2 separate regions of the Mus musculus genome follow, and region 2 is linked to region 1. A link is a loop called in an ENCODE intact Hi-C map of the cell type or tissue named here. Cell type or tissue: left cerebral cortex. All regions are shown on one strand. Links, peaks and the distances in the headings refer to the core of each region. The heading gives the core; the rest is flanking DNA.

Evidence for each region. Peaks named below come from ENCODE experiments on the same cell type or tissue, not always from the same donor. Only the 100,000 strongest peaks of a DNase experiment are listed, where the experiment ranks them.
Region 2: a loop joins it to region 1, with 6 times the contacts of the local background. A loop is called at or near these places in 3 of 42 quality-filtered maps.

The regions. Positions count from the first base shown.
Region 1 is chr7:30,946,073-30,961,678 of GRCm38, forward strand. Usf2 (upstream transcription factor 2) reads right to left here and starts at 10,731. Exons shown (of 10, transcript NM_011680.2): 1 at 10,624-10,731; 2 at 10,310-10,356; 3 at 10,077-10,195; 4 at 9,728-9,928; 5 at 9,218-9,368; 6 at 9,034-9,121; 7 at 8,672-8,730; 8 at 893-987; 9 at 679-807; 10 at 1-597. The coding sequence starts at 10,685. The coding sequence ends at 508. It overlaps Lsr (lipolysis stimulated lipoprotein receptor), which reads right to left. Exons shown (of 10, transcript NM_017405.2): 6 at 13,081-13,242; 7 at 12,903-12,962; 8 at 12,678-12,809; 9 at 11,917-12,548; 10 at 11,698-11,829. The coding sequence ends at 11,794. In left cerebral cortex, for the core only: CTCF peaks have their summits at 8,014 (motif pointing left), 9,953 (motif pointing right) and 10,157 (motif pointing left); DNase peaks (open chromatin) are centred at 7,571, 10,040, 10,831 and 11,467; H3K4me3 peaks cover 3,019 bases; H3K27ac peaks cover 3,391 bases.
Region 2 is chr7:31,011,723-31,027,328 of GRCm38, forward strand. It overlaps Gm42377 (a long non-coding RNA gene), which reads right to left. Exons shown (of 3, transcript XR_881943.2): 2 at 11,906-11,975. Among named protein-coding and RNA genes, the nearest start is that of Gm42377, 9.3 kb to the right of the region's middle. In left cerebral cortex, for the core only: no CTCF peak of the experiment used is centred there; a DNase peak (open chromatin) is centred at 6,005; H3K27ac peaks cover 222 bases.

The sequences.
Region 1 (15,606 bases), core at 7,137-12,136:
TTAAAACACACACACGCACACACGCGCATACACACACACCCAAACGTACACACACACCCACACACCCAGAGGGGAGCAGGGATCCAGAACAAGAGGGGTGGCGGGCATGGCCTCCCTGCAAAGGTCCAAGCCCCAGGGAAGGCCCGCATCCCCAAAGCTCCCTCCTTCCCATGAGCACCCTGTCTCAATACCTCTAGAGACCAAGGAGGCAGCGGGCAGCGGGGCCTCTGTCCTCCTCCCCTGCTCCTCCTGATGAGCCCACTATAAGTGATGGGCTGGTGAGGACCGAGAAGGGAGGCTGATGGACAGATGGGCAGGTGGGCATCGTTTTCGCATGGAGGAGGGTAGTGGGCAACGTATCAACAGAAATGCATTATGTCTCCTTGTTTTTGTTAAAAATCTACTATAAAAAAACGCAGCTTGGGGAGGGGCATCTCCCTCTCTGTGCTAAGGGCTGGGGGAGGGGCAGCAGAGGCCGACAGCAGCTGAAGGGTGAGCCGGCGGGCATCACTGCCGGGTACTCTCGCCCACCATTTCCAGGTTGTGCTGCTGTAGCTGGGCTCGAAGCAGGGCATTCTCATTCTTCAGCTCCTCGATCTGCAGGCACCATGGGGGACACGGGAGCCAGGGTTAGGCCTTGGCACACTGGGCCCCCGTGGATTCCAGGCCTGTACCCACCTGCTGCCTGAGGAGCTCATTGTCCATCTGCAGCCGCTCTGCCTCCTTGAAGGTCTCCTGCATGCGCTGGTTGGTCTGGCGTAGCTCCCGGATGTAATCGCAAGCCTTGGACAGGATGCCCCCTTTACTCTGGAGTGGAGGGCAGACAAGAGTCAGGAGGACAGAACAGCTCGGCTCCTGTGCCCGACTTCTGGAAGAGACTGAGGACACTTACTGCTCCTGTCTTGCTGTTGTCTGCATGACAATCTGGAATGATTTTGGAAAGCTGGACGATCCAGTTGTTGATCTTGTCCCTCCTTCTCCGTTCCACTGCAGGAAAACAGTAAAATCAGCATTCTATGGACAGACTCACTGAAACTAGGATGGCATAGGCTGCCCAGTCATGTTGCTAAGCGAGGACCCCGGCTGCTGTCTCCTCATGGGCCACACTGCTTCCTGAGGAGCCCAGTCAAGTGGCAACCCTCAAGTGCCATGCTGTCAGGACAGAAAGCCACGAGGACTGCTGCACACAGTGTCACACCATAGACTGAAAATGTAGGTCTGGAACTTGTATATCACCCCCTATGCAGGATCCAGCACCCCCACGGCCCCTGTAACCCTTATGTCTCATTTCTCTTTGTTCACAAACTCTGGCTTCTCTAATTTTGCTTTTTTCATTCTTTTTTATTTTTTTGTTCCCTTGGGAATTGTGTCATGTAGGGCAGGTCGGGCACAAAGTATGTAGCCAAGGGTGATCTGAACTTCTTACATTCCTTAAGCAGCCACCATTGCGAAGTTTTACTCAGTGCTGGGAAGGAAGGCCACACTTTACCAACTGAGCTCCATCCCAGCTCCTTTTCATCTTTAATGTGAAAATCCGACGATGGCTCGCCCCTGTTTCAAATCCTTCTCCACAGCCTTGGCAAGCTCCAGTCTCCATACAAGAGCTATGCCCGAGTCCCTGACCCAGGGGACTTCACCTCGCCCAGGAATGTGAACACCATACCTTAGAGGCCATACCTCTTACTGTTAGCTATGCTGAGTGACAACTGTCTGGCAGACAGCTGTGCTTTCCTCTGGCTTGTTGTATGCTCAGGAGACCTGCCAGGAGCCTCCTGACTGGAGCCAGTTCCACAGCTCGCTCTAGCAAGGCTTCCCAGCCCTGCATCACCCCCAGGCACAGTCCTCCTACTGCTGGGATATACAAGACCTGGCACCCCAAATCTCATAGCCCTCCATCCTCTTGTCAGGAGGGCTGCAGTGGCTGGCTACGTCTGAGGGGAGCTGGGCCCTGAGCCTGATGGGCTGTGGGAAACAGCAAGTGGCATTTCCTCATGAGGTCGGGAAAAGTGGAAAATTGGCCCAGCCTTAAGTGAGAGGGGTGGGTGAGGGCAGTCACCTCTCTCTTCAGAACTGTCCTCACACCTTGCCCATTCCCTTAAGGGACTTCAGGGTCTGGGAACAGGTGGAGCCTACTGCCTCTGCTTGGTCACTCTGTCAGGTGCCTCCCAATTTGGCCTTAGTGACTTCATATTTCTCCTCTGCCCTATCCTTTTCACAGCAATGATTCTTCCTGTGCCATCTTTCCAATGTCCTGACAACAACTTGGTCATGCTGAATTCATAAGTGCTGTGGTATGTGTCCACTATGCTCTGGGCTAACTCACTTATGTCACCACCAAGTTGGAACCATCCTTTGGGAACTTGGTGGAGGACTGCAGCAGCATAGTTGAGTCTAGTCAAGGCCTAGAAGCACACCCACTGTAGTCCCTTGCTGGGTGCTCTATCTCTAGGGTTCTACAGGCCTCACTGAGTAGTTCTCCACCTTCCTCTCTTCTAGGGCTTGGGCCCCAGGCAGGACCTTCCTCTGACAGACACACCTCAACCCTCAGGCTAAGAGTAGATGTGCAAGGCAGAGTTCCTTTGTGTACATTTAATTTTGCAAAATGTAGAGGTGTGTGGCTGCATCCAGTGGACTCAATCCTGGCTCTGTCCTGGCTGGTACTCATGATGCCACTGTGAAGTGATATACAATAGGGACCCTGTACCTACAGTACACATGCCCAAAGAAGGGCAGGGTGCAGCAATGCTTTCTGGATACAGCCCACAATCAGAATTCCCAGAGACAAGAAATACTTGGGTTTCAGAGAGAAGGGACCTGAAGGCAGATGGAAAGTAAGATCAGGACCACAGGAAAGACAATAAACACTTGTGTGTGTGTGTGTGTGTGTGTGTGTGTATGTGTGTGTTCATAGCCTGTGTCCAGGTGGTAACATTGTTAGGTCCCTGGCTTGTAAAAACCATTAGGACAAGCTGGACCAGCAGAAGCCAGTTAGATCAGAGAAGCGCTGTAGTTAGAAAAAAGCACTTAAAACACTTCTCACAGCCATGTGTGGTAGCACACACCTTTAATCTTATAACTCAGGAGGCAGATGCAGGGCGGATATTGGTGAGTTTGAGACCAGTCTGCTTTACAGAATAAGTTCTAAAATAGCCAAGGCCATATAGAAAAACTGTTTCTAAAACAAACAAACCAACCAACCCCCACACCTCATAGCACAACCTTCCAGGACCAAAGGAAGAGCAGGAGCAGGAGCCATTAGCACGCCTCTCTCCATCACCAAGAAAAGCAAGAAAATAGGAGGCTGGGTCCCCCTGGCTCCCTCAGTCAAGCTGCCTCCCTGTAGAGGAGAGGCCCTTTCACAGCGGCAGGTACCACCCACCATGGTTCACGTGGCTCCTTCTCCAGGCTTGTCCTCTCACAGAGCCCAGGTTAAGTTTCTCAAAGAACTGGAACCATGTCTGCTGTGTTCTGACTACAGAGAACTGAGAAATCAAACAAAAATGAGATCCAGAGCTCTACTACATGTCTGCAAATTGGGCAACATGCTTCCTGAACAACCTAGGGTCAAAGAGAAAATCACAGAACTGGAAAATATTTTGATATAAATGATAATATCAACATTTGCTCAATCCCATGAAACTGAAAAGCTTCTGTAAGGCAAACAACTCTGCCAGCTGGGACAAAACGGCAGTGTACAGGTTGGGAAAGGGTCTTCACCAACTCTACATCTGACAGAAACAACTCAAGAAATTAGACATCAACAAACCAAATAAACCAATTATAAAATGAAGTACAGAGCTAAAAGAGAATTCTCAACAGGAATCTTGAATGGCTGAGAAGCACTTAAAGAAATGTTCAACATCCTTAGTCATCAGGGAAATGCAAATCAAAATGACCCTGAGATTCCACCTCACACCAGTCAGGATGGCTAAGATCAAAAACTTGAGGGACAGCAGATGCTGGTGAAATGTGGAGCAAGGGGAACACGCCTACATTGCTGTTGGGAGTGAAACTTGTGCAACCACTTTGGAAATCAATTTGGCAGTTACTCAGAAAACGGGGAATAATTCTACCTCAAGGCCCAGCTACTCCACTCCTAGGCATATTCCCAAAAGATGCTCTACTATACCACAGGGACACTTGCTCACATGTGTTCATAGCAGCTTTATTTGCAATAGCCAGAAACTGGAAACCACCTAGATGTCCCGCACCTGAAGAGTGGAGAAAGGAAGTGTGGCACTTCTACACAATGGAGTACTACTCAGCTACTGAAAACAAAGGCATTATGAACTTTGCAGACAATGGATGGAACTTGAGAACATCATCCTGAGTGAGGTGACCCAGAGTCAGAAAGACATGCACGGTATGTACTCACTGATAAGTGAACATTAGCCATAAAGTGCAGGATAACTAAGCTATGATCCACAGACCAGAAGAAACTGGATAATAAGGAGGTCCCAAGGAAGGATGTGTGAATCTCACTCACACGGGGAAATGAAATGGTCATTGGAGGTGGATGGAAAGAGAGAACTGGGTAGGAGAGGGGGCAAGGAGGCAGTCAGGTGTGGGGAGAGGAGTGGGCAGGCAAGGGCTGGGAGCGAGAATGGGAATCGTTGGGAGAATGCAGGGCGTCTATGGGGTGACTCTAGTTGAGATTCCTACCAGAGAGGGATGTAGAGACGAAAGGGCCACTTCCTGTAGCCAGGCAGGACTTCCAGAAGAGGCAGGGGGACATCTATCTATAAAGCCTTTAACCCAAAATTTGTCTTGCCTACAAGATGTGCAGGGATAAAGATGGAGCAGAGACTGAGGGAACAGTCATCCAATGACTGCCCTGACTTGAGACCCATCCCATGTGAGAGAGTCTAATTAACTAACTAACTCTACTAATGATACTCTTGTGCTTGCAGACAGCAGCCTAGCATAACTGTCTCCTGAGAGACTTCATCCAGCAGTGGATGGAGGCAGATGCAGAGAGCCACACTCATCAGGTGGAGTTTGGGGAGTCTTGTGGAAGAGTAGGGGATAGAAGTGAGCAAGTCAGAGGGGTCAAGGATACCACAGGAAGACCCAGAGTCAACTGACCTGGGACCATGGGAATTCAGAGCCTGGGCTACAAACTAGGGAGCATGGAGCTAGATCCCCTACACATTTGTGGCAAATGTGCAATTTGGTCTTCAGGCGGGCCTCCTAACAAGTGTGTGTGTAGGGGGCGGGGGGGGGGGGGATGCTGTCTTGGTCTCTGTTCTCTGCCTTTGGGTCCCTTCCCCCTACCTGAACTGCCTGGTTGGGCCTCAATGAGAGAGGATGTAGTCCTGCTGGGACTAGATGCCCCAGGGTGGGGTGGTACCCAAGGAGGGGCAATGTGTGTGTGTGTGATCTGCCAAGAGGGATCTGGGAGCAGAGGAGGGAGGGGGACTGTGGTCTAGATATAAAGTGAATATAAATAATAATTTATTACAAGAAAAAAAGAGAGCGAGAATCAAATTAGAAAAACAACCAAAACAAAAAAAACAAAACAGAATAAAAAAACCTATTTGTCCAAATGGGCCTGAAGTCTACAGTCAGAAGTCTGTAGCTCTGGTTTTGCATCAGGAAAAGGTTTGTTCGTTTATTTTTTCTTTAAGACAGTGTCTTCCTATGCAGCCCAGCTGGATTCTGCCCCAGCTTCACCAGTGTTGAGATTACAAGAGCATACCATGATATTCATCTTTTAAAAGAAAGATTTGGTAATCCCAGCTACTAGGCAGGCGGAAGCAGGAGGCTTCTAAGTACAAGATCAGTCCGGATAAACAGTGAGACTCTAGGGGTATAGTTGCTGGCAGAGCACTTTCTTAGCATGCTCCAGGCCCTAGGTTATAGTCCCAGCGCCATAAACAAAGAACTCAAAACAAAACAAACCACAAGGCAAAACCCCATGCACCACCATAATGAAGAACCCAAGCAGGACCCTCTTACAGTGAAAACCAATAAAGCAGAAAGAGCTGTCCAGCCCAGCACTTAAAGACAGGTTTCATGGCAAGACCTGCACTGCTATCACCATTAACAACAGGCTCCCCAGCCACCCCTTTCATTCAGGCTCCCGACAGGTCCCTTGGTACAAATGTGCAGTTTCCTCAGGCCCCTGCTAGTACCCTCTGCAACCCACCCTACAGAAAAACCACAGGGGAAAAAGACGGAGAAGCTACATGGAGACTCTTGTCAGCACAGAGCCCTGGGAAGGAAAGGGTAGAGCTCTGAAAGTCACCCTGCCTTGTTTCTGGCAGGGAGCATTTTTGGGGCCTCTCAGGAAGGCAGGCAGTGTGTGCTATAAGGACAACACAGGTATGAGAAGTCTCATGGACAGCTAGACATGCCAAGATTCTGAGTGGCAATTTCAGATGACCAGGAAGTAAAAACTGCATCTTTTGGACCGCGCCAAGCCCCAAGAGGATGGGAAGAAGCAACTATCACCTTTTTGGATAAAAGGAACAAAAGACTCTGGTGCCGGGGATGTTAGGGGTGTGACAACTAGAGCTTCGGTGCACCTGCGGCCGGCGCTTACAATAAATGGAAAAGAACTCAGGCCCAGGCCTTAAGAAACACTCCATGCTGCTCCTCATTTATGAGAACCTCTCTGTAAAGACAGCCCAGGGACCTTGCGGTGACCCTCAGGCTCAGCCTGGAAAGCCTGTGAGGAATATCAGGCTGTTGCAGGGATGGAGGGAGGGACAAACAATGAACATCCCCAAGGGTGGAGGTGGGGTGAGGCTAGCAGTCACAGCAGATGTGTGGAGCTCAGACTGGAAAAGAAGCTAGAAGATTTGGCAATGACGTTGTCACAGGTGACCTTCAATGGGGCCAGCCTGGTAGGCTAGACTGCCAAGCTCCAAGGAGGACGGAGGACAGGTAGGTGGAGGTTCAAACCTTTTACAGGTTAGACGCCAGAGGGTTGGACTGAGAGGCGAGGTTATGGGTGAAAAACAACCCCGGGTGAGGCACAGTGACCCTTCCCGGCCTGCTAGCCAGGCTGCCACAGCCTGAGGCCACTCCGAGGCGGGCAGCTGCAGTGAGGCCAGGGTTTGTGGAAACTGAGGGTTGTGTTACTATCATTTACATCAGACAACACAGCTGCAAAGATGGAAAACCAGACCTGAGTTGGGTGGAGGAGCTGTCACAGCCTGAATAACCCACTAGAGAAACATCTAACTGTCCCCAAATCACATCCAAAACAACCTCAAGGCTCAGTTTACCCTTTCCTTCAAAGCCACCTGACCTAGGCATTAGGCCTCAACCTAGCAGATCCCCCCGAATCTGGCTCCGTATGCCCATCCTCTGAATCCCGACACCTCAGACCAGGCCTCTCCCTTCCCAGATACAGGACTAATACAGACTTCTTGGGTTTCGGTTCCTCATCATCCTATCAGTTTGCATCCACACACAGGCCCCATGAGGGTTTCCCCGTGGTCAGACTACATCCCCAGGATCAGGAAAACCAATTAGGGAAGAGCTCCTAGAGACCCCGCGTGAGCCAGCCTGGTAGGTTTCCCCTCAGCACTAGGATGAAGCTTCCTCTTTCCCTTCCCCATTCTGCTCTTCCTCAAACTTAAAAGTGTGTCTGCCCCTGGCCTAGACACTTGTCTGTGCTGTCCCCAGATCCCCGAGAGAGGCCTCTGAAGCTCGTGTTGACAAGTCTGCTCCTCTTGCTTAGCTTCCTCTCCTCCAGTACTCCGGCATGCTGGGGGCACATGGCAATATGTGCAGCTTGTCTCCTACCAAGGAGTGGTGAGAGTCCAGACCTTGTCTCTCTGTGTACTTGAGGTCTAGATGGGGAGCTGGTATAGGTATGTACTTATTGGCTGAAAGTCTGAACTTGCCACTTAGAACAGCAGTGGCCCCCACCATTGACATCAAAGCACTCCTAAGTCTTAGGGCCTTGTCTAGACATCTGAGGCTTCACCCTGGCTCATTCTTAAAGAGTGTGCACAGAAGTTTAGCAACAAGCAAACAATCCCCTTGAAAGAACTTGACTCTTCATCAGCCTGTGTGTCCCTCTACTGGCCAAGTTCTTGGAAAAATCTTCCTGGGGTGACCTCACTTCAGCACGTTAGCAATCCCTTAGCCACAAGCTGTCCTTCACAATTCTGACGGACTCCCTAGGCCAGGCTGCAGACTTGGCACAGGGCCTGTGCTGTGTTGCCCTGCCCTGCCTGGGATCCAGGGTCAGTAAATATTTGTTGAGTGATGGCTGTTTGGGTATTAGAACTACCTTACACTGAGGGCTGCTATGTGCTTAGCAGTGGTGACCTATCAAGGCTGGGAGACCAAAGGACAGCACTAAAGGACAAAAGACCTCAGGGTGGAACATGGAGCTTCCGGGAAGGGTAGGAGGCTCTGGCTTCAGCTGGCCAGAGGCTGCCCAGGTAGAAATGGAAGCCTGCTCATGAGGTCAAACCCCATGTGCAGATCTGGGGTCCACCACTTCAAGAGGATGGCCAACAAATCAAATCAAAATCATAGGCGGGCAAGAGGAAATATCTGGCCAAACTGAATGCACGCCCTCCATCTTTCCCAACATCTTGCCGTCCTCCGCCAATCAGCACTGACCTAACCACTCAGCATGCACGTCTCCAGCATCTGGACATGTCAGGCAATGGGCTCAAGGCACCCAGGAGCACTCCGCCATCCTTACCTTCATTGTGCTGAGCTCTTCTTCTCTCATCTCGAGGAGTTCTGGTTCCATCAATTTTCCTAAAGCAGAAGGGGAAACGACAGCATTTACCAAGCTATCAGACTTGACAAACACCTTTGTTTTTAAGGTACTGGGGATTGAACCCAGGGCTTCGCAGAATGCTAGGCTACCATTGGGTTAGCTCTTCACAGTTATCTTTCAAAGCAAATCCCCGTGAAGAGAGGGTGGAAATAGATGAAAAAAATTTAAACTGATACTTCCGAAGCAGAAGCTCATAAAACCCATACCCCACTCCTGCTGTATGCTGACCAGCCCTGAAACCCTCCCTTCCCTCTGGCTCCAACAATGGGACTGGCACATACGGAGAATAGGGGTGTGTCCGGGGTGCAATTGTCCTCTGTGTGCCTGTCTGAAGCACATCCTGGGGTGTCATCATGACATAGAACTGGCCTGCAGGGAATGTGCAGCGAACATCAGTAATGGGTCAAGCTGGAACTGCTTAAATGGTTTCCCTAGCTTTACCTCAGAACCCTTCCTTCCCCTTACCTCCGGCCTGTAGGCTCTGGTCTGTAGTTTGAACAGACACAGCTGTGGTATCGCCCACACTGGATGCTGGAAAATAAGCAAATCGTGCCTCCCCGCTGACAGCTTCGGCCGCCGGGCTGCCACCATTGCTGAATGGATTTTGAATTACAGCCTAGGGAGGAGTACACATAGGCCATCCTTAGCCACCCCTGCTATGCCATCTTTGTTACTGGTATCGGTGTTTGTTTACTATACGGTGAGGCAAGGGCGTAGCCTACTGTGTGTGCCATTCTGTACAGAATCTCGTCTCTGACACCATTCAACCATCATTAGCTCTACTCTTTCCTCTAAGAAGTTTTCCAGTTTTGCAATGAAAAGTAACTCCAAAAGACCCTATCCAACGCCTGTGCAAAACTCTGACCAGACCTTACACAGCCGGCCAGCCCAGAGAACATCATGTGTGTGTCACACACCCCACCCCCTGGGCCTTCCCCCTCCCCAGCCCCTCCCCATAAGTCGCGGGCCACCTACCAGCGGGAAGGGTGCTGCGGGACCTGTGGGTACAGAGGCAGCGGCAGGGCCGGGGCGCTGGGCTGCCCCGTCCACACCCACCTGGGTCACAGCCTGCTGCCCCCCCGCGAAGGCAGCGGTGGACACGACGCTGACGGCGCCGGCCGCGTCGCCCTGGCCGTCCAGCTGACCATCAGTCACCTGGACTACGCGGTATGTCACCTGCAGGGGGCGGCAGAGCGACGAGACCGACGCTGGGGCCCGAGTGGGGGACAGGTCGGAGCCTCTCCCTGTCCCGCCGCACGCGTCTGCCCTTCCTCAGCTCACCCCGGCGCTGGCCCTCCGGGCTCCCGGCCCACGGCCGCCTCACCTGGCCTCCATTACTCTCTGTACGGAACTGGTACTGGATATTGTGGTCGCCGAACGCCGCCTGCTGGACACTGGCGATGGCCACCGCCGTCTGCTCCTCAGCCCCCGGGCCGTCCCCGCCTGTGGGGGCAGCAGGGCAGGGGGCACGCTCAGCGGGCGCGCGGGGCCTCCCGGCGTCCCCGGCCTGCAACCCCGGCGCGGGCCGCAGCCCCCGTGGCCCCCGCAAACACTCACCTTCCTGCAGCTCAACGCCCTCCTCGGCCTCGGGTCCCTTGTCGTGGCTGCGGGGGCACACCAGGGGCAGGGCCCGGGGTCAGCGAGGCCCGCACCCCTCGCCGGGGCGCAGCGGCCCGCCGCCCGCCCTCCAGGCCCGGCCCCCGCTAGGGTCAGCACCGCTGCCGAGCCCCGGCCGCCCGGATCCCCTCCCCGCGGCCTCCATTTTGAGCCGGGCCCAGAGGCCGCTCGGGATCATGGCGGCCCCTGCGCGCGGGGCTCGAGGGGCCGGGGCCCAGGGCGCGCGGAGGGGCGCGAGCTGTCGGCGCGCTTACCTGGCGGCGGCAGCAGCGGTGGCCGAGGAAGCGGGATCCAGACCCGGGTCCAGCATGTCCATGGGGGGGGCGGGGGGGAGGGGAGGGGAGGGAGGGGAGGGGGCGGGCGGCCGGGGGGGCCCGAGCCCGGCGCTCACGCCGCGCGGCAGGAGGGGACGGAGGAGACACGGGAGCCGCTTGCGCTGATCACGGGGACAAACAGTGGGGTCATGTGAGGAGGAGATGCCGCCGCCGCCGCCGCCGCCGCCGCCGCTACTCCTGCAGCTGCCGCCTCCTCCTGCCGCCTCCGCCCGCCGCCGGCTCCGGGCGGTGCGAGGCTCCGGGCCACAGCTCAGCTGCCCCCCGCCCGCCGGCCCGCCGCACGCGGCCTGGGGCCTGCTTCCCTGAGCGCTCGCCGCCGCCGCCGCCGCGACTTGAGCTTTTTTTTTTTTTTTTTTTTTCAACAGGGCCCTGCCCGGATGGCGGCCGCCCTGTTGCCCAGATCGCCAGCTCCCGCGCCCGCCGCCCGGCCTAGCCCGGTCCGGCGGCGGCGGATTGTGGCTGCAGCTGCCGCCGCTTTCTATCACCCCCCCCCCTTCTCTTTTTCCTTTTTTTTTTTTTTTTCCTCCTTTACTGGAGCTGCGCGCGCGCGGTGGCGGCGACGGCGCGATCCCGGGGCGGGCGGGCGCGCGCGCGCGCGCGGGAGAGGGCAGGCCCTAGGGAACGCGCGCGCTGTCTGTCTTTGGTGACGGCCGGGCGCGTACACACACATAGGCCCGGGGACTCTACACGGGACCACCACCGGTTGGAACGCAGGCCCGGCTGGAAGGCCGGCAACACGGATGCGGGGCTCAGATCGCCGGGGCACAGGGTTTGAAGACTGTAAAAGTAGGTCGTATAGGAGCCCGGAGGTTGGGGAGCCGGGTTGCGCGCTCGCGCGCTCCCGAAGGCGCATGCGCACGTCGGGGCGGGGCAGGGCGGAGGCGGCAAGGGGCACGTACTCTAGGCGGCTGGCTATGAAGAAGGCTAAAGGCCTGTCTGGCCGCTTCTTTTGCTGGTCCCCCTCCTCTCAACTCGTGCAGCAAAACAAGAGGCTTAGATCTTGTGATCAGGAATTTTATTAGGCTTGGTGAAGAGTTTCATCAATATTCCAATTAAAAAAGTATAAAAGCTACATAACAAAACGTGGGATCAGACGACTAAACTTTCCCGACTCAGGGCCAAATTCTGCAAAGGAGAAAAGAAAAAGTGTTAATTGTACGGGCTGGAGGAAGAGGCGTCCTGAAGATCTGAAGTCAAAGGGTCTAGGCTCACCTTTTTCATCCTCCGCTCCCTCGAGGCCTGCGAGTCAGTCTCAGAGTAAGGCGGAGGTGCTGGGGGATAGTGGCCCTCCTCTTCTTCTTCTTCTTCCTCCCTGTAAACGCGTCTTCTCTCCCCAGCCCCTTTTTTCTTTAAAGCCTCTTCTAAGAGTCGCCCATCATACTGAGGGTCCCGTGACCTGAAGCCAGCATCCCGAGGATCGTGGGATCGCTGACGGGATCTGGGGTCAGCACGTGGATCCCTAGACCTCAAATCATCATAATAGTGGGGATCTCGGGAATGTGGCAAGTCTCTAGGATCGTCGGGGTCATAGAGGTCATCCCGGCTGCGACTTCTCGGAGGTGCATAGGCCCGCCCTCTCCGTCCACTACTTGGGGGAGAAGACCTTCCTGATTCAGTGGAGCCAGGCCGGTTGATGTCATCTAGAGCATCCACAGAGCGGGCCCGAGGCCGCCCAGACCCCCAACCACCCCTTGGCTGTTCTTGAAGGGGTTCCTGCTCCCATGTTCTGGGACTCCGAGGGGAGTGGCGATTCCACTCCTCATCCCTGATGGGTGTGAGGGCAGGAGCCCTGGAAGGCCGAGATCGCCAGTCATCTTCATGGAGGGAGGTTACTTCACTCATGGCTGTAGAGAAGGGAGATATCACTGGTACTAAGACAGGTCCAATCTTGTCACCCATACACTAACACCCTCCCCGGGGAGCACCACAGGCAAGCATGCTTCATCCCCTTTAGACTCAGGTCTGCAGCTCACCCCGTTCCACTCGGCCATTGGGAGGGCCAGGCCGGGAAGGATCGAAGTTGGCTAGCTCCTTCTCCATATAGTATAGGACCCTCATGGAGTCATCTTGCTGGTTAGCCTGGATCCTGTAGCCACTTCGTACTTCTGAAGAGAGGAACAAGGTGATTGGTTTGGGAGGGGATGTGCATGTGAATCAACCCTCCAGGCAACGACCCCTTCAAAATCACAGCATCTTACCTGAAGATACGCTCCCATCCACTTCACGCAGCAGGGGCACCTGGGAGCTGTGGCCACCAACTAATAGAGACTGGTTATCAGTGACACTTGCCATTTGGAGCAGAGTTGGGCACTCCCAATCTCCCATGCTCCCTTCCAGCCCCATCCCACCTCTTGTCTGGATTCCCCAAGGCCTCACCTGAGCTGGTCCTGTCAAAGTCTCCAGGGTACCCATAGGGAGGACGCATGGGAATCATGGCAGGCGGAGGTGGCGGAGTCTTGGCAGGAGAGAGGTGGGTATAGATGCTGGGGGCATAGATGCTTGGCACACCTGAGGTGGCTGCTTTGCCAGCAGCATAAACTGGGAAGGCAGAATGGCATGAGCATGATCAGAAGCTGTGTGGCCCCATGCTGGAATGGGATTCTGGGACATGGTTCTGCCCTCCATACCACCCATGCAGTACTCTAGACTAGGGACACAGCCTTCACCCTACGTTCTATCTGACTTCTCATGGAGTTGAGAACAGCGGTGTACACTGATACATCAGAGGCCCAATCCATACATGGTGGTTTGCCAACAGCTGACAAGGGAAAGATTTCATGTGAAAATCCAGAGCAGTAGTCTGTGTTTGGGTACTAGGACTAAGTGTCTTTCCACTGAACTACATTCCCAACTTCAGCCCCTTCCCCCCTTCTTGAGACAAGGACTCCTAAGTGGCTGAGGAAGAACCCTAAACTCTGTAGCCAAGATAAACCTTGAACTTGAGGTCCTCCTGCCTCAGCCGTCATATAAACCAAGAAGGGCAGGTCTGTATCTAAAGGCATTAGTAGGCAAAGTCACTGTCATTATATAAAGCCCCTGTTCTGGGCTAGCTACTGTCCCCATAAGCTGGGCAGCCTAGCCTGTACTGTGGGAAAGTCAAGTCTGTTGGGTCCATAACATCCTGTCACCTCCCAGATGTAGTAAGTGGAGTAAGGCAGACACACGGGAGCCCCAGAAGTTACCTTGCCTGCACCCTAGAGTAATGCAGTCCCTTGCGGGTTTCTAACTACTGGCCTTACTCACCCGGCTGAGTCTCGCTTGACAGTTCAAGGGTGAACTGTCCTCAGGCTAGAGGCTGGGTGTTCTCCCCATCATTCACATTCACATTCATTGTGTGTGTGCAAGTCAGAAGATCACTTGCAGAAATTTGCTCTCCATCCACCACAGGGGTCCTAGGGATCAGACTTCCGCTGCAGGCTTGGAGCTGCTGCCTTTACTAACTGAACCAACCACCTTACTAGCCCTGGACTTTTTTTTTTTTAAGACTTCCATTTTGTGTGTGTGTGTGTTGGGGGTTGTGGACGTGGATATGTGCATTTGAGTATAGATGCCTGTGGAGGCCAGAGGAATACAATAGCTCTGAAGTGGGAAGTGCTGAACTGAGAATCAAATTCTGGCCCTCTTTATGGGAGCAAGTGTTTTTTTGTTTGGTTGGTTTTTTTGTTTGTTTTGTTTTTAACCACTGAGCTCTTTATTTGCTTTTTCAAGGCATGGTTTCTCGGTGTTACAGCCCAGGCTTGTCCTGGAACTTGCTTTGTAGACCAGGCTAGCTTCGAACGCACAGAGCACCAGGGCCAAAGGTGTGCTCCACCACACCCAGCTAATCTCTCCAGTCTTGAAGGGCTCCAGAGTTTTAAGACCAGCCAGCTTGAGTTAGGAAGACAGTCTTGAAATAAGTAAAAAGAGACCTGGGATATAGGTTAGTGGCAGAGTGCTTGCTAAGCATGCTTGTTCAATACAAAAGTTACTGGACTCTTCTTGGAACCCTACAGGCTTCCTCTAATTTGGGAGCAGAAAACTTAAGTGCTCAGCTCTCTCCACGAGGAGTCCCTTCATTAATTGACTGGCTGGGTTATAATTAGCAGCAGGCTAATACTTCCAATAAGGCAGTAAGGAACTGGGGCAGAGAAGACAGGAAGAAACTCCCATGGGGAAGCACTGGATTCCTAGGTATGTGACAATGGAGTCTAGATGGACCCAGCTCCAGTCTTAGTGCTCACAGCTCCTGGGGTTCTCTATATCCACATCTATAATATGGACCCACAGCCCATGTTAGGACAGTCAGAGCACGGAAGGCTTCTCCTTGAGAGTAGTGGTTCAAGCATACAGCTTGGCTGGTTCATCCTGGCACCTTCACAGTTGTCTCTTAGTGTTTGGAAGCCAAGAAGTTGGGACCCTAATAGAGATGGGAGCCTGGCTTTCAGGTCACACACAGAGTGTACAACAAACCCCCCGACCTGTGTATCAGTTCACAGCACTGTCCAACAGGGGCAGGTGTGGTGCCTGTTATGTGGGTCCCACCAAATGCTATCCACATGCAAACCTCCAAGTTCCTGTTGTGCAGAGCTCTGCTATAACCTCATCAGCCCATCAGGTACCTAGCTGGCCTCCAAGCCCCACTTGGCCCGTTCTCTTCTGTGGGTTATGTACCAGGGTACAGGGGTACCCAGACAGCCTCCCAGGGGGGAATTAAAGGGCACCGAGAGATGGAATTACCCATTTTCTTATCCTCTCTTCCACTGCTTTATGTATCTACGTCTTCATTCTACCCAGTTCCTATTCCCAACCCTCCACAGGTATCCACTTGGATGTGAGGAATATATCTAATACAGAGGCTCTACACAAGATGTGCAGCTTGAGTGGTTGTGTGCTGCTTAGCTTACAAACTTACCTTTCCACGTG
Region 2 (15,606 bases), core at 3,417-8,416, 62 kb after region 1:
AGGCAGTGGTGGCACATGCCTATAATCCCAGCACTTGGGAGGCAGAGACAGGAGGATTTCTGAGTTCGAGGCCAGCCTGGTCTACAAAGTGAGTTCCAGAACAGCCAGGGCTATACAGAGAAACCCTGTCTCGAAAACAAACAAACAAACAAACAAACAAAACAAACAAACAAAAAAAAAGAGTTTCATTGCTGTGACGAGATATCATGACCACGGCAACTCTTATAAAGGAAATCATTTAATTGGGGCTGGTTTACAGTTTCAGAAGCTTAGTCCATTATCATCATGGCGGGACAATGGCAGCATGCAGCCAGACATGGAGCTGGAGGAGCCGAGTGTTCTAAGCAGAAGGAGACTGTGTGCCACACTGAGTGGAGCTTGAGCATGTACAACCTCAAAGCCCGCTTCCACAGTGATGCAATTCTGACAAAAGGCCACACCATTCTCTATGGCCAAGCATTCAATACAGGAATCTATAAGGGCCATTCCTATTCTCTGCCCCCCCCCCCCAGGGGTGTGTGTTTGTGTGTGTGTGTGTGTGTGTGTCTATGTATTTCTGCCAATTTTGTTTCCTTGTTGTGATGGTTTGTATATCCTTGGGCCAGGGAGTGGCACCATCTGGAGGTGTGGCCTTGTTGGAATAGGTGTGACCTGGTTGGAATGGGTGTGTCACTGTGGGTATGGGCACTAAGACACTTGTATTGATCAGTGTCTTTTTCTGGTGTGAGACCCCTCCACAACCCTGCTTAAGACCTGTGCCTCCTCCTGTTGGGGACCTGAATCCTTTTGGCTCTGCCAGGTCACCCAGAGTTGAGGGAGGGGGACCTTTATTGTCTGGGAGCAGAAGTGCTTGCTTGTGACGGTCATGGATGAACACCTGTGGGTCATCATTAGGAAAGAGGGTAGCAGGATTAATGGTGGTGGAATTCTCAAACTAGACTCGAGGGTGGTCCAAGAGTATTGGGTCATGCAGTCCTTAGACAGCTGGTGTTCTGGTGTTCCCCGGAGGAGGGTCCCAACCATATGGGGTGCTATGAGTTATAAGATCCTGACCCTTAGTTTCATTAGACTAACAGTAGCCACCATAGCTCTTAGACAGGTGGGCCAATCCTGTGGCCAGAGGGTCCAACCATTTGGTCAGGTATGTCAGAGGATGAAAGATAAAACTTTCAATTGCATGGGAGCTGCAATTGTTGTGTTAACTGAAATGATTTGGGCTGAAGCCAGGTGGCTCAGCTCAGAGAGCAGAACTGATCGATCTGACACAGGCTCTCAGATAGCGAAAAGGAAAGTCGGCCACCATATACACCACGTTCAGTGCTTTTACTAAGGGGTATGATCTATAAAGAAAGAGGGCTTCTCACCATTGGGTAAAAGGACATTAAGAAAAAAAAAATCTTGGCCCTCTTAGAGGCTATTTGGCTTCTGTCGTCCATTGCCAGGCTGCTGACTTGGCTGTCTGACAAACAGTCCTAAGACCAGTCAGGCCTGTTGATATTCAGATGACATACTACTTGGTACTGCCTGAGACTCTGGTAAAGAAATGGACAACTCACACCCACAGGTTGATGGAGAACACCAGAGGGAAAGACCATTTTCCCAGGAACAACTGGCAGGACTCTGGTAACTGACCTTTATCACCAGGTTATTCATCTGGGGTCCACAGAACTGAGTTACTCAGATCACAGTATGTTTGTTACACCTGCACTTAGTCAGCCTAGCCCAGGATGTCTCAGCCAGATGCCAGGCTTGTACTCAAGTGAAACTTAAACATAGAACCTTTACCCAGGAAGGGGTCCAAATGAGAGACCAACACACCTGCCAACTCTGGGAACACTGGCTTCACAAAGATCAGCCTGCCAGGGGAGGATAAAAGTACTTGCTAGTTTTTAAAGATACCTTTTTCAGGTAGGTAGTAGTGTTCCTCACCCAAACAGACACTGCTCAGATAGTAACTAGAAAGCTCCTCCGGGAACTGATCCCCTGACTAGGCTTCCCCCTAGCAATGGGGTCTGGCCGTAGCCTGGCTTTCATAGGAAAAACTTCTTAATTAATAGCTAAAGCTTTTGACATAGAGTAAAAACTTCATTGTGCATATAGGCCTCAAAGTCCTGGCCTGGGGTAAAAAATGAACAGGGCATAAAACAACACAACACCACCAAAAAACAAAACAAAAATCCCCTCTATAAAACTCTCATTAGAGTCCAGCAGTAGATAGACAGGTCTTGTTTTGCTTCCACCCACGGCACCCCATATAGCAAGGGATTTATCCCCTATTTTTGGAAGACCTCCCCCACTGCTTCCTAGGCTTGGAGACCAGCAGTTTGCAGAACTCTAACCATTTCTTTCTCAAGTCACTAAGGCCCTCCAGTCCTTCATAAAGGCTTGGCACTCGTCTCTCTGAGAGGCCCAGCCAATCTCTGAGTCCACCAGCAGTATCCCTTTGTTTGAGGCCCGTGATGCTGTCTGGATCAAGCAAAGGGAACTGACTTGGAAAGGGCCCTACATGGTGATGTTGTTCCACTCCTATGGCTATGAAGGTAGCTGGCATTACACCATGAATCCACTGGACCAGGTCAAGAAAGCAGAAGCCACAGACAGCTGCCAACGCCAAATGGACTGTGGAAAATCAAGGTCTCTCATCAGGCCTCAGCTCGTTCAATGCCAATGTAATCCAATGCTGATAAAATTAAAGGTCTGGAAGGAAGAGTCTGGCCTTTGGGAAACAAGAAAAACCTGAGGAAATAGACTCTATATCCATTGGAATAACCTGAGGACAGGTTTATTACCCCCCCCCCCCAAAAAAAAACCCCTGCCCTTCTGGGTCCCCAGACTTAGGGTCTTATTAGAGATTTCCTATCCATGGCAAAACCTTGGCCAATTTTCCCCTCTAAAGCACTTGGTACAAAATTGGCTAGGATTTCTGGTTATGCTTAGACACGTGGTCCCCGTGCTATACAGGGATAGGAACTAACCGCACTGTCAGCCCTTTGACTGACGAAACTCACTGACTCAGGGCAGCCCAAATACACATTAGAGGACTTACAAAGGTCTAGTATCCAACACTTTTAACCTAAGCATTCCTCTTATTCTGATACCTGCTACTCTGGGTGAATTGGTCTGGACAACATCATTGCGTCCCTGAGAGCACCCGGTGGATGTGTACTGATGGTTAGACTGAATGTACCTCTTCTGATGCTTTCTAAACTGAGAAAACAGGCAAAGCAGGGCTTATGCTTCTGTTTCTCACTGAAAACAAGTTAAATTTCCTCGCAGAAATGGCCCTACAAAACCAGAGAGGCTTAAGGCTTCTCATGAGATAAAGAAAACCGTATGGCTTTGGGAGGAACCTGTTGTTTCTATGCTAATTGATCAGGAGTAATTAAAAAAACCTTGCCATAGTTGGGGACATAATTGGCACCAGTTTTTGTTCTCTTGGTCACCCTGGCAAACGAGTCTGTTATCAGCACTGGCTGGGCCTTCTATTCTCACTCTGACTGGATTAACAGCTAGGCTCTGCATCTTAAACTAAAACAGGATAAGTCCATGATTTGACTAACTCACTAAGACCAGTGTAGAATGTAATCAGGGCCCCAGACTTTGTAGGTCCTCAAATCTTAGTTTAGTTTGTACCCTTTAGAAGCAAACTCCTACATTAACTCACCTTCAAAGCTATATTTTTGCGTTAGTTAAAACTCTTTGGAGAGGGACTGGAGGGTCAGCACAGAAGTTAAGAGCATTGGTTTCTCTCCAGAGGCCTTGGGCTGCAAACACCCATCAGAATCCCGGCTGACTTGCTTGTGAGAGCTTACCAACTGGTTCCAGTCCCTCGTGGTGGCACCAACATGCATGGCCCCACTAGGAGTGTGGCATTGCTTTTGTTTCACTGTGTTTGTGGGTGGAGAGCATCAGAATGGCTTCTTCGCCAGTCCTTTCCTACCCTAACGTCCCTCACTGCAGGAGTCAGGGGACCAATGTTGACAGTCTTTCTGAATTTATTTATTTATTTGTTCTCCCCTCCCCCTGACTCCCCCCCCGCCCATGTGTAGTTACCTTTCTACTGCGATAAACACCATGACCAAGACAACTTATAGATGCATAAACTTATGATATGACTGTTCCATTGAATGGTTAAAGGGAAAGTTTTTATTGTAGTTATGAAGGAACAGCCAGAGGCACTTGGAAGAGTCCAGAGTAGAGCAAGAAAGAAGTGGACTGTGCATGGCCAGCAGACTGGATGGGTGAGGCCAGGGATATCTGTGAGAAAAGGGAGAATGGGGTGAGGGATAGAGAATAGAAAAAAATAGTGAAAGAAGCAGGAAAAAAGAGCGAGAGAGCAAGGGAGAGAGAGCGAGGGAGGGAGGGAGGGAGGAAGAGAGAGAGAGAGAGAGGGAGAGAGAGAGGGAGAGAGGGAGGGAGGGAGAGAGAGAGAACACATTGAGAATACTAGAATTATATGGGAAGAGAAACTTGCAAGAAGCTAGGTGTGTTAGTAGGGGGGCTGAGAAGGGTTAGGATGTGTAACAGGTACTTGTGATACAGAGGGAGCCTGGAGCCCAGCAAGCTCTTTGATTTGCTGATAGGCCCCACAGATAGCCATCCACCCCTCTGCTAGAGGTAATGATTCCTTTTGGTAGATGGGAACCAGTTTCTGAGGAATGCTGGCTTTTATCTAACTATCAAAATCTGTGGGAAAACTTTGCTAGTTAAGGCTCTCCATAATCTACCACTGACCAGACAGCCTTCTGGAGCTCTTCGAGTGTTGGAGGACTCCTTTCATTAGGAGGGTTTCTCCTCCTCTGACCTTGTCTAGGCGTTCTGAGTTCCCATCCTCACCTCTTCCCGAGACACCTCGTGTAACCTCAATTTATAGGATCAGTTTTCTCTCTCCTGACAAAACCTGTGCAGCCATCACCTGAGGTTTCTGAAATGCTTCCCCATGAAGCATTCCAGGGACCCTCAGCCCCCAGCCAATGACCTGTGCCCATCCTGGATGTCCCTACCCTCAGTCCCCCAAAATGTTATAAGCCTTCAGTCACCCTAAGTAAAGTTGATCTGCCTTCTGACTGAGGATCCCCGTGTGATGTATTCATCATACATACTCACAGGGCTTCCCAACACCCCCTCCCTCTTGACGTTTCTGCTCCCACTGCCCTTGTGGACAGCATTGGCCAACGATTCATTAGAGTGGGGACACCCACAGAAATTCTCCTGCAGCCCAGGTTGAGCTCATTTCTGGATATTTGGGCTATCTTTTGGAGTTTAGAGAATCCAGTTTCCTTTGGAACTAACAAGAGAAGGAGCTTATTTGAGCATATAGTTCCAGAAGGTCAGAGTCCATAATGGAGGAGCAGAGATGTTAGCAGCAGGAACAGGAGACTGAGGGCTCACATCCTGAACTACAGGCATGGAGCTGAGAGAGCAAATAGGAAAAAGCCTTTAAACAATCAATGCCTGCTCCAGTGACACAGCAAGGCCACACCTTCCTCCAGCAAGGCCACACCTACTAAGCCTTCCCCAAAGAGCATGACCAAATATTCAAATGTTTGCTACTAGTGGGGACTGCTCATTCAAATAACCATAGTGTGCGTGCATGTGTGTGTGTGTGTGTAAATAACCAGAGTGGATTCAGGGGAGCCTCTGTAAGATAGGCTTTCCCCACCCCACCCCCACTACTCCCCAGTGCCCCCACTAGCAGACCACAGTGACACTTGACTCCCTGGGAATAAGTGGCGTTCAGGCCCCGAGTGCAATAAACTTTGGAAAGCTGACTTATTTCCCTCTCTCCGCTGCACAGCTCCACCCTATATGCCTACAGCTCTATCTGGAGAAAGAGTATCTGAGAGAGGCAGACAGCATGACAGGTATTGGCAGCATGCCAAATTCCTTCCTCACGGGTACCCAGCCTCTTCTCCAGTCACAGATCCAATTGTGGGAAATGATTGGAGGCTCTGATTTTTTTCTGTTTTGTGGTTTGGGTAGTATTTCAGGATTCTGGACCCAGAACCCACCCATTCGGATGGAGTGTTTCCTTTCTAGGAATCTCACATAAACCCACAGACGCCAACTGCACCTGTGAGTCAGAGAGCTCGTCTTGCTATTTTGGCTTCACTACCCTCTGTAGGAACCTGCTCGCCTTGTCTCTGCAATGAGGCACCACGCAGCCTGGCACTGTGGTTGCACCCATTTAATCCCAGCACCCGGGAAGCAGAGGCAGGCAGATCTGTGAGCTCGAGGCCAGCCTGGTCTACATTGTGAGTTCTCAGGCCAGCCAGGGCTATACAGTGAAATCCTGTCTCATATAACTAAGTAAACAAATCAATAAGCAGAGTTCCACAGCACCCTTGGTATCCCAGACTCCTTACATACGTCTCCATTTAAAATTTTCCGTTCAAAGGGCTGGAGAAATGGCTTGGTGGATAAAGTGCTGGGTGAGGCTAACGACCTGAGCTTGCCCTCCAGAACCCACATGAAGGTGGAAAAAGAGCTGTCCTCTGACCCACAGAGGACAGACAGACAGACACACACACAACAGACAGACAGACACACACACAAAAACAATTTTTTTTGAGCCAGGTGGTTTGAATGAAGATGGTCCTCATAGGCCCATAGGAAGTGGCACTATTAGGAGGTGTGGCCTTGTTGGAAGAAGTGTATCACTGAGGGTGCACTTTGAGATTTCAAATGCTCAAGTCAGGCCCAGTGTCCTTCTCTTCCTGCTGCCTGCCGATGCAAATATAGAACTCTTGACTCCATCGCTAGAACCATGTCTGCCCAAATGCCACCATGCTTCCTACCATGATGATAATGGACTACACCTCTGGACCTGTAAGCCAGCCCCAATTACTTGTTTTCCTTTATAAGAGTCGCTATGGCCATGGTGTCTCTTCCCAGCAATAGTAACCTTTAACTAAAATACAAGGTTTCACTATAAAGCCTTGGCTAGCCTGGAAATCACTATGTAAACCTCAAACTTACAGAAATCCTCCTACCTCTGCCTCCCAAATGCTGGGATTAAAGGTGTGCACCACCATACCTGGCCATAATACAATTAAAAAAAAAAAACTAAAAACAAGTGGATAGCTCCTGAGGAATGGCACTCAGTGTTGACCTCTGACCTCCATACTCACACATACATGTACATTCACACACTCACACATGCATGTGCATTTATACGTGCACATACCTACCCATAACTGCCCCCCATGGAAATTCCAGTTTAATGGTTGTCCTTTTATTAGAGTTTCTGACCTACAAAAGGACCTCTTCAGAGCACGTCAAAGATGCCTGTGAGTCACTTCATACATTTATTTCTAAGCCCACAGTGAAAAGTGGCCCCTTAGCCATTCTGGCGCGTGTGCCTAAGTGAGTCTAACACCACAATACAGTTAGTGGGTTGGCCTGATGATGCTTGTATTCTAATGCTGATATTAGTTGCTCAAGACTGGTTACACTAGAGACAAGAGAGTCTGCAGGTAGATGCTATGTGATCTTGCCCACAAATTATTTCTGATTAGTGAATAAAGATTTCAACAGTCAATGGCTGGGCAGAAGAGACATAGGTGGGGTTTACAGTTCCTGGGCTTGGTGGGTCAGAGGAGAACCATGGGGAAGAAGAAGGAGAATGGAGAAGCTGCCATGGGTTAGGGGAAGTCATGAAGACTGGCCCTGAGGGCTGGCCAATTGGAGTAAAGAGTAGTCCAGATAAAGCATTAGTAAGTAATAACTAGAGGTTATCAATAGGAAGGAGATTTTAGTAACATAGAGGGTAGACCTCTGCCCAGCTCTTGTGATGTTTAAGGCTTCCTATAATTAAGGTTGTGTGTGTGTCTTTTATCTGGGAACTCAATGGTCCAAAGGAGGGGTAGAAACCACGGATTGGGAGTAAGTTTCTACAACACAACAGAGTCACCATCATTTACTCGAGTCTCCCTCAGCCTTTGAGTTTGGTTGAGCCTGGAGTCTAGTAGCAGGTCTGAGAAGAAGTAAAGGGGTGTTTCCAGAGCATCATCTGCACCCCACAAGGCAACCACTCCAGGAAACCAACTGTGCCAGCAGCTCCAGGCAATGGAAGGCACACCTGCATGTGGGGATGGAAACCTCCCCCCCCCAAAAGGACCTAGATGTTGTGATCCCCAGGTGTGGTGGTTTGGATGAGAATGCCCCCCCCCCAGGTGTGTATGTTTGAATGCTTGATTCCTAGTGGGTAGAACTGTTTGGGAAAGATCAGGAGGTGTGGCCTTGTTGCAGATGTGTTACTGGGAGTGGACTTTAAGGTTTTTTTTTTTCTTCCTTTTTGTCCCTCTTTTTCTTTTTTCTCTTTTTCTTTTTTTCTTCAAAATAATAGTTTTATTGATTAGGAATCTCACATCATGCATCCCAATCACACTCACTTCCCAGTCCTCCCAGGTCCATCATCCACCACTGTGACCTCCATCTCTCAAAGGAAGGACAGAGAGGAGGAGGGGGAGGAGGGGGAGGAGGGGGAGATTGCAGAGGAAGAGTAGGAGAAGGTCCAATTTGTGTTGCTCATATACTCACTGGAGCACGGTCAAACTCCCAGGGGCCAACCCCTTAAAAAAAAATCAGATTCTTCCCAACTCACAACCCCTCCAGGAGCCATCAACTCTGAAGAGATACACTTCAGCATCCTTATCACAATTTTTAAGAGTTCTCTTTGACAGCTTTCTGTCTAGACTGTTTCTTTTTGGGGGTGGGGGTAGGGTAAGAGTAGGGCTTGTCACAGAAGCCATCCATGTCCCTCTTTCTCAACTGTGCATCTGCGGTCATCAATGTCACTGTCAAAGTAGCTTCCTTGTCTTTTACAATCTGCAGGAGCACAAATCATGGACTTCCACGTGGTTTCTGGCGATAGCATGTGCCATGGATTTCGGCACAGTTTCCAGGGCCGTACAGACGATGCATATCAACACAGTTCTCTGCTGTAGCATGGGACACAGATACCGTCCTAGTACTCAACAGCAACAGAGGCCAAGGTCATCAACGTGGCCTCCTGGGCAACATGGACGATGGCACCAATAGAGTCCCCCATGGCAGCCCAGCCCGTGGACATCAACATGACTTTAGGTGGCAGCACAGACCACAGTCACTCACCCACATGGCTCCAGGCAGCAGCTTACACCATGGACATCTGCCTGACTCCCGGTGGCAACATGGGCCATGAACACTAACACGACCCCCAGCTGCCCCAGGACCATGGACCATCATGGACCTCGTAGCAGACAGACCACAAACATCAACCTGACCTCAGGTGGCAGCTCAGGCCACTCACATGAACATACAATGGTCCCCAGCAGTGGCATGGCCCATAGACATCAACATGACCTTGGGTTGTAACACGGGCCTTGGACACCAATACGGCCCTGGCTACAGGAGGGCTACAGGCCTAGACATGGCCCTTGGCAGCAGCATAGATCATGGACACCAGCATGGTGGCCACACTGGCCATTCACATCAACATGGCCCCCATTTCCAAAGATACTGGTGATTAAGTAACTAGCCACTTTCATCCCCTTCTCCCCTCACCTCTGCCTCTCTCTTCCCTCAACATTTCCAGTTCAGGATGTGAGTGACTGCCTCAGAACCAAGCCTGCTGCCTGCTACCATGCTCCCCACCACAATGATGATGGACTAACCCTCTGAAACTGTAAGCCAGCACCCAATTAAATGTTTTCTTTTCTTTTTTTTTTTTTTTTTTTGTTTTTTCGAGACAGGGTTTCTCTGTGTAGCCCTGGCTGTCCTGGAACTCTCTTTGTAGACCAGGCTGGCCTCGAACTCAGAAATCCGCCTGCCTCTGCCTCCTGAGTGCTGGGGTTAAAGGCGTGTGCCACCACGCCCGGCACTAAATGTTTTCTTTTTAAAGTTGCCTCTCTCATGGTGTCTCTTCCCAGCCATAATACACAGTAGCTAAGTAAGATACCAGGTATACTGGAATCTTATCCCATGTTCCCATGCTTTAGTCAGGATCACATCTCCTCTCAGCCCATGCCCAGACTTTGACAAATAGCATACGTAAGCTTGGAAGTTCAGGTTTTGTTGTAAGTGAACCATTCTAGAAATCAGACTCGGTATTTGCTTTTCAGAGCTGGCGTAGTCAGTGCTCTATTGCTGAGAAAAGACACCATACTCCTGGCAACACATAAAAGAAAGCATTTAATCTCGGGGGCTGGCTTACAGTTTTAGAGGGTCAGTCCATTACCATCAGGGTGGGGGGCACAGTACTGGAGCAGTAGCTGAGAGCTACATCCTGACCCATGAGCACAGAGAGAGACTGGGCCTGGCTGGGGCTTTTGAAACCTCAAGGTCTCACAACGGCAACCCATTTCTTCCAACAAGGCCACATCTCTTAGTCTGTGTCAAATTCTTTATCAGCAAAGCTTAATCCTTCAATCTCATCAAGAAGTTCCACTCCCTGGTGACTAAGCATTCAGATATATGAGCCTGTGGAGCCATTCTTATTCTAACCTGGAATCACATGACTCTGGGAAACACAGCGCAGGTAGAAAGTCTACAGGGAGCTTCAGATCCCTTATGCAGCTCTGGAGCATATGTCCCTGACCTCATCTGGTCCCCAAAGCTAAGCAGGCTTGGGCTGGGAGAACTTGAACTAGAGCCTTAAGGCTCCGGACTCATCATTTTCATCCCTCAACTCTGCCACACTGTGAGACCCCCCTCCCATATGTCACTTCTCACTGAGGTGTCTGTGGGGGCAAAAACTCTGTCATATAAAGCCTGCGGTCTACAGGAACCTGATAGAGGAAAGTACTGGTGCCTGAGTAACAATTAGCCAGCTCCTGCCATAGGCCATTAACGTCCCCTTTCTCACTGGAAACAGGGCAATGAAGGAACACCTTTAAATCTAATTAGGTCAGAGAGCAGTCCCAGAGAGCCCAAGGCTCATCTATGAGTTCTTCCTTCTCTTCTCTGACTGCCTCCTCTTCTTCCTCCTCTTCCTCCTTCTCCTGTTCATCCTCCTCCCCTTCTTCTTCCTCCTCCTTCTCTTCCTTCTCCTTTTTTTCTTCTTCCTCCTTTTCCTCCTTCTCTCCCTCTGCTGATGCTGGGGCTGGGACCCAGGAATGCATGTTAGGCAAACATTCTACCACCGAGCTCCACCCCCAGTGAAACTCTGTTCTTCTGAGCCATTCTGAATACCAAATTCTGTATCAGCAAAACTTAATCTTTAACTCACACACAGATACATGCACACACGTGCACAGACACACATAAACACTATACTCGGATACACACATGCACACATACATATATACACACTATACACAGATACAAACATGCACACACATATATACATACTAAACAGATACAAACAATATATACACACTATTCACCGATAAACACATGGACATATATATAGTCATGCTAGATACAGATACATACATGCACATACACATTATATACACACTATACACAGATACACACATATTTATGTACACATACATGTACATAAATACACAAGTATACACAGACTCTGCACATGAAGACACACACATAATATACATATATAAAACCATACACATACTATATACACAGACACACACATACATATATACATGCTATAAAGACACACATACATATGTATACACAATACATATATACAAAAGTATATACATACTATGCACACAGACAACATACACATGCACACACACATATCACACACTATACACTCACATACACACACACACACACACATACACACACACACACACATACACACACACACATACACAGTTTAGCCTTGAACAAGCTGGAGTTAGTGAGACTCTTTAAAGCTGTGCCCCCCTGGGATGGTGTTAGAGTTCAAAGCCCAAGAGCAGATCAGGCAGGTGGGGTCAAGGACAGTGAAGAATGACTTAGAACCCACACATACAAACTAGAGCAGGCAGGATGAACTGAGCCGGCCACTTCAGTCAGTTTGCGATGCCTTTGACCTTAGAGTGCTGTAACAAGACACAAGAGGCAGCTGTTATTCAAGTGCCAGTTGTTCCTTGGGTCTGAGACTCTTCTTTCTCATTCTCTTCTGCTCTCACGGGGATCTCGGGAGCAACAGGTCTGACAAGTCAATGGCTTGAGACTAGAGCCTAAATCACCCCTAGGCAACAATAACTGCTTATCTTGAAAAGGCTCTACCTGACCAACATCAGCTAATGACCCAGGTGGCCATATAATTGCAGGACTTTTGTCTGGCCTGTGAACACAAAGGAGAGGACCCCTGTGTGTTTGACTTTCTGGAGTCCCTTTGCTGATGAACTCTCTAGTCCTGGATCATTAATTTTTCCTGTCTGTGTTTTCAGAGTCGGGAGCTAGCCCTGGATTAGTCTGGACTCATAGTTGGGCTTCTGGCCTAGGACACATTAGTGTCCTATACAACTAACAAACAGTGTGGGTGTCTTGCTGGAGCAATCAGATGGCCAAGTACACAAGTTACACTCAGGAATTGGAAAGGTTTGAAGGAGGATCAAGGGAAAGAACACCATTTGGGTGGAGAGAATTCTGGGAAATGTAGTTTAAAATAGCCAAGTTACTACTGTGATGGTACTTGGAATGGTTTTCAATTGCTTGCTTGCTTGCTTGCTTGCTTTCCTTGGGTGTGCATGTATGTGCATGCACATGCACGTGCAGATATACATTTGCATGTGAATACATGTGATGTCAGAAGATAGTTTTGACTTGTATCTCCAGGTACCATCTACCTGGTTTTGTTTTGTACTGCAACTGTGATGTGAAAACCTTCCTCTTAACCGTACCATGGAATGGCTGTGTTGTCAGTGTAGACTGTGTGTGTGTGCATGCCCCTGTGTTTTAATTACTTTACTACTGCTATGATAAACATCATGACTAAGGCAACTTACAGAAGGAAGAGTTCATTTGGGTTTACAGTTTCAGAGAATTAGAGTCCATGACCATGGTGTCTGGGAAGCTTGGACACAGGAAAGCACCTGACTCAAGCAGCGAGCTGGGTACTCTCATCTTAAAACCCAAGCAGGAAGCAGAGAGAGCAAACCTTAAATAATGTGTGGCTTTTTAAAAAGAGACAGTCTCTTATGGAACCTGGAACTCACTGTTCCAGCAAGCCTGGCTGGCCAGGAGCCCCTGAGATCCTTTTGCCACCAACTGTCCAGTGCTAAGTTTATAAACCACCACCACCACCACATCCAGGTTTTTCATTTTGGTTCTGGGGATTGAACTCACATCCTCATACTTGCATAGTGTGGTGGTTTGAGTAAAAATGGTTGCCATAGACCCATGTGTTTGAATGCTTGGCCCATAGGGAGTGGAGCTATTAGGAGGTGTGGTCTTGTTGGAATATGTGTGATCTTGTTGGATGAAGTGAGTCCCTGTGGGGGTGGACTTTGAGGTCTCCTATGCTCAAGTTTATGCTCAGTATAACATAGAATCTCCTTCTGCTGCCTATAGAACAAGATGTAAAACTCTCTCAACTCCTCCAGCACCATGTCTGCCTGCATGCTGCCAGGCTTCCCGGCATGATAATAATGGACTAAACCTCTGAAACTATAAGGCAGCCTCAGTTAACTGTTTTCCTTTATAAGAGTTGCTGTGGTCATGGTGTCTCTTCATAGCAATGAAACCCTAGCTAAGACACAGGGTAAGCACTTTACCAACTGAGCTGTCTCCCAGCCTAGGTGTGAGCCACTACACACAGCTTATACTCTGTTTCAAATCCTTTACCCTATCCCTCATCACTGAGAGCCAGAGTCATTCACCAGCCTGCCAGAGACCTAGCATCCTGCACCAAGGCTGGTGTGGGAGGTCCATACATACTTCACATGGGAACATCTAGGCTCATGTGCCTGAGCCCCAAAAGTCCCAAGAGAGCACAGTGACAAAGTCACCTTTCCCTTTAAACAGATTCTTTCCAGCTAGTGCAATCTGGCCTTAAGTCCTCCCAAGCAAATGCCTTGACGACTGTATGCAGGAGGCTGGATGAATGACAAGACCAACTCCATTAACTTTTGGCAAGAGTCCCACTCAGCACACCTCGACTCAGACTGGAGGAGGAGGGCAGACCACAGGGCGACAGAAAAAAAAAAAAGGTGCTTTATGCTCTGAAGCATTAGGGTGGCTATTGAGAACCCTCTGGGAAGCCCAGGAGAGATTTCTGGAAGTTCTCCAAGTTGGAGATTCTGTGTGGCTGAGCCCTGAAAGTCCCAAGAACTTGCAGTGTCAAGATATACTTTTCTTTTTACATTTGAATAAAAGGAAGCCCCCATCTTCTGCACATACAGAAGAGGGAAGGGGAGGGGGTGGGGAGGCAGAGGAAGGGGGAGGGAGAGTGAGAGAGAGAACACCTTTCTATAGACCCAACCATACTTCAATTTCTGTGATGTGTCAGAGAAATAAATGCCATCTCTAAGCAGCCATTGTGACTGCAGAGTTCTTGCCACATGACATGGTCAGCAGGTCTTACTATTGTCCATCAATGCCTGGTTCGCTCCATACAAGAAAGTTATGTTTTCCTGTTATTGTGGTCTGAATCTGAGATCACACACACACACACACACACACACACACACACACACACACACACCAGGCTCACCATCTGAAATGGTGGTGGAGCTATTGTAGGAGACTTTGAGCCCATCAGAAGGTGGAGCCTGTTTGGCAGACGAAGGCCCTTGAGGATTATATCCCATAGAACATTTGTCTAGAGTCCCCCAGTGAGGGGCAAGGGTGTGGCTAAGCATGGAGTTCTTGCCTATCATGTGCATGGCCCTGAGTTCCATTCCCAGCTCCCAACACATAGGCAAAGATTCTAGCCCAGCCGCTTCTTCTACAGTTGCTCTCTGCTTCCTGCTTCTGTAAAATCAACTCAGACATCTCAGAAACTCCTGAAATTTACAAGATTCACAGGGCCTCTCTCCTAGGGTTAAAGAGCCTGTAACAACAGCTGGAGAGTGTTTTCTTCCAGGGCCCTAAGCTGCCTACAAGTAAAGCAGGCAGCTTCAAGGAGTTGCCACCCAGGTTGAGTAGGCTTGTCAGAGATTTGGCTGCTTTTAAATCACCCATATTGCTCTTCATAGCCTCTTGCTCTACTCCTGTAAGCAACCTACATAAACTCACAGAGTCACTAAACCAGACTCAGGTGGAGGAATCGTTACTTGGTCTATCGGCAGTGCCCTATCTGAGCGAATAGATGTTTGTTCACATTTCACCAGAAGAATTTCAGGGTACAAAATGCTCAAAAGAAGCTGTCTATGGTCTGTCTAGGAGTGGTGGTTCATGTGTTTAATCTTAGCACTCAGGAGGCTGAAGCAAATGGATCTATGAGTTCAAGGCCAGCCTGGTCTGCAGAGTAAGTTCCAGAACAACTGGAGAAAAACAGGGAAACGCTGTCTGGGGATGGGGAAGGTTGGGAGGGGGAGGGTAAGAATGTCACTAGAGGGGTTGTAACAGTGTCGTTTGTAGTGAGGGTCACACAATCTGTAAGGGTAGTTCTGATGCTGAAGTCTTGTTCCACAATTGCTTCTCAATCTATCAGTTAAGAAAGCCATGGGCCAATTGCCAGGTAGAAGGTATAGGCAGTACTTCTGGGTCCCTGGAGGAAAAAAG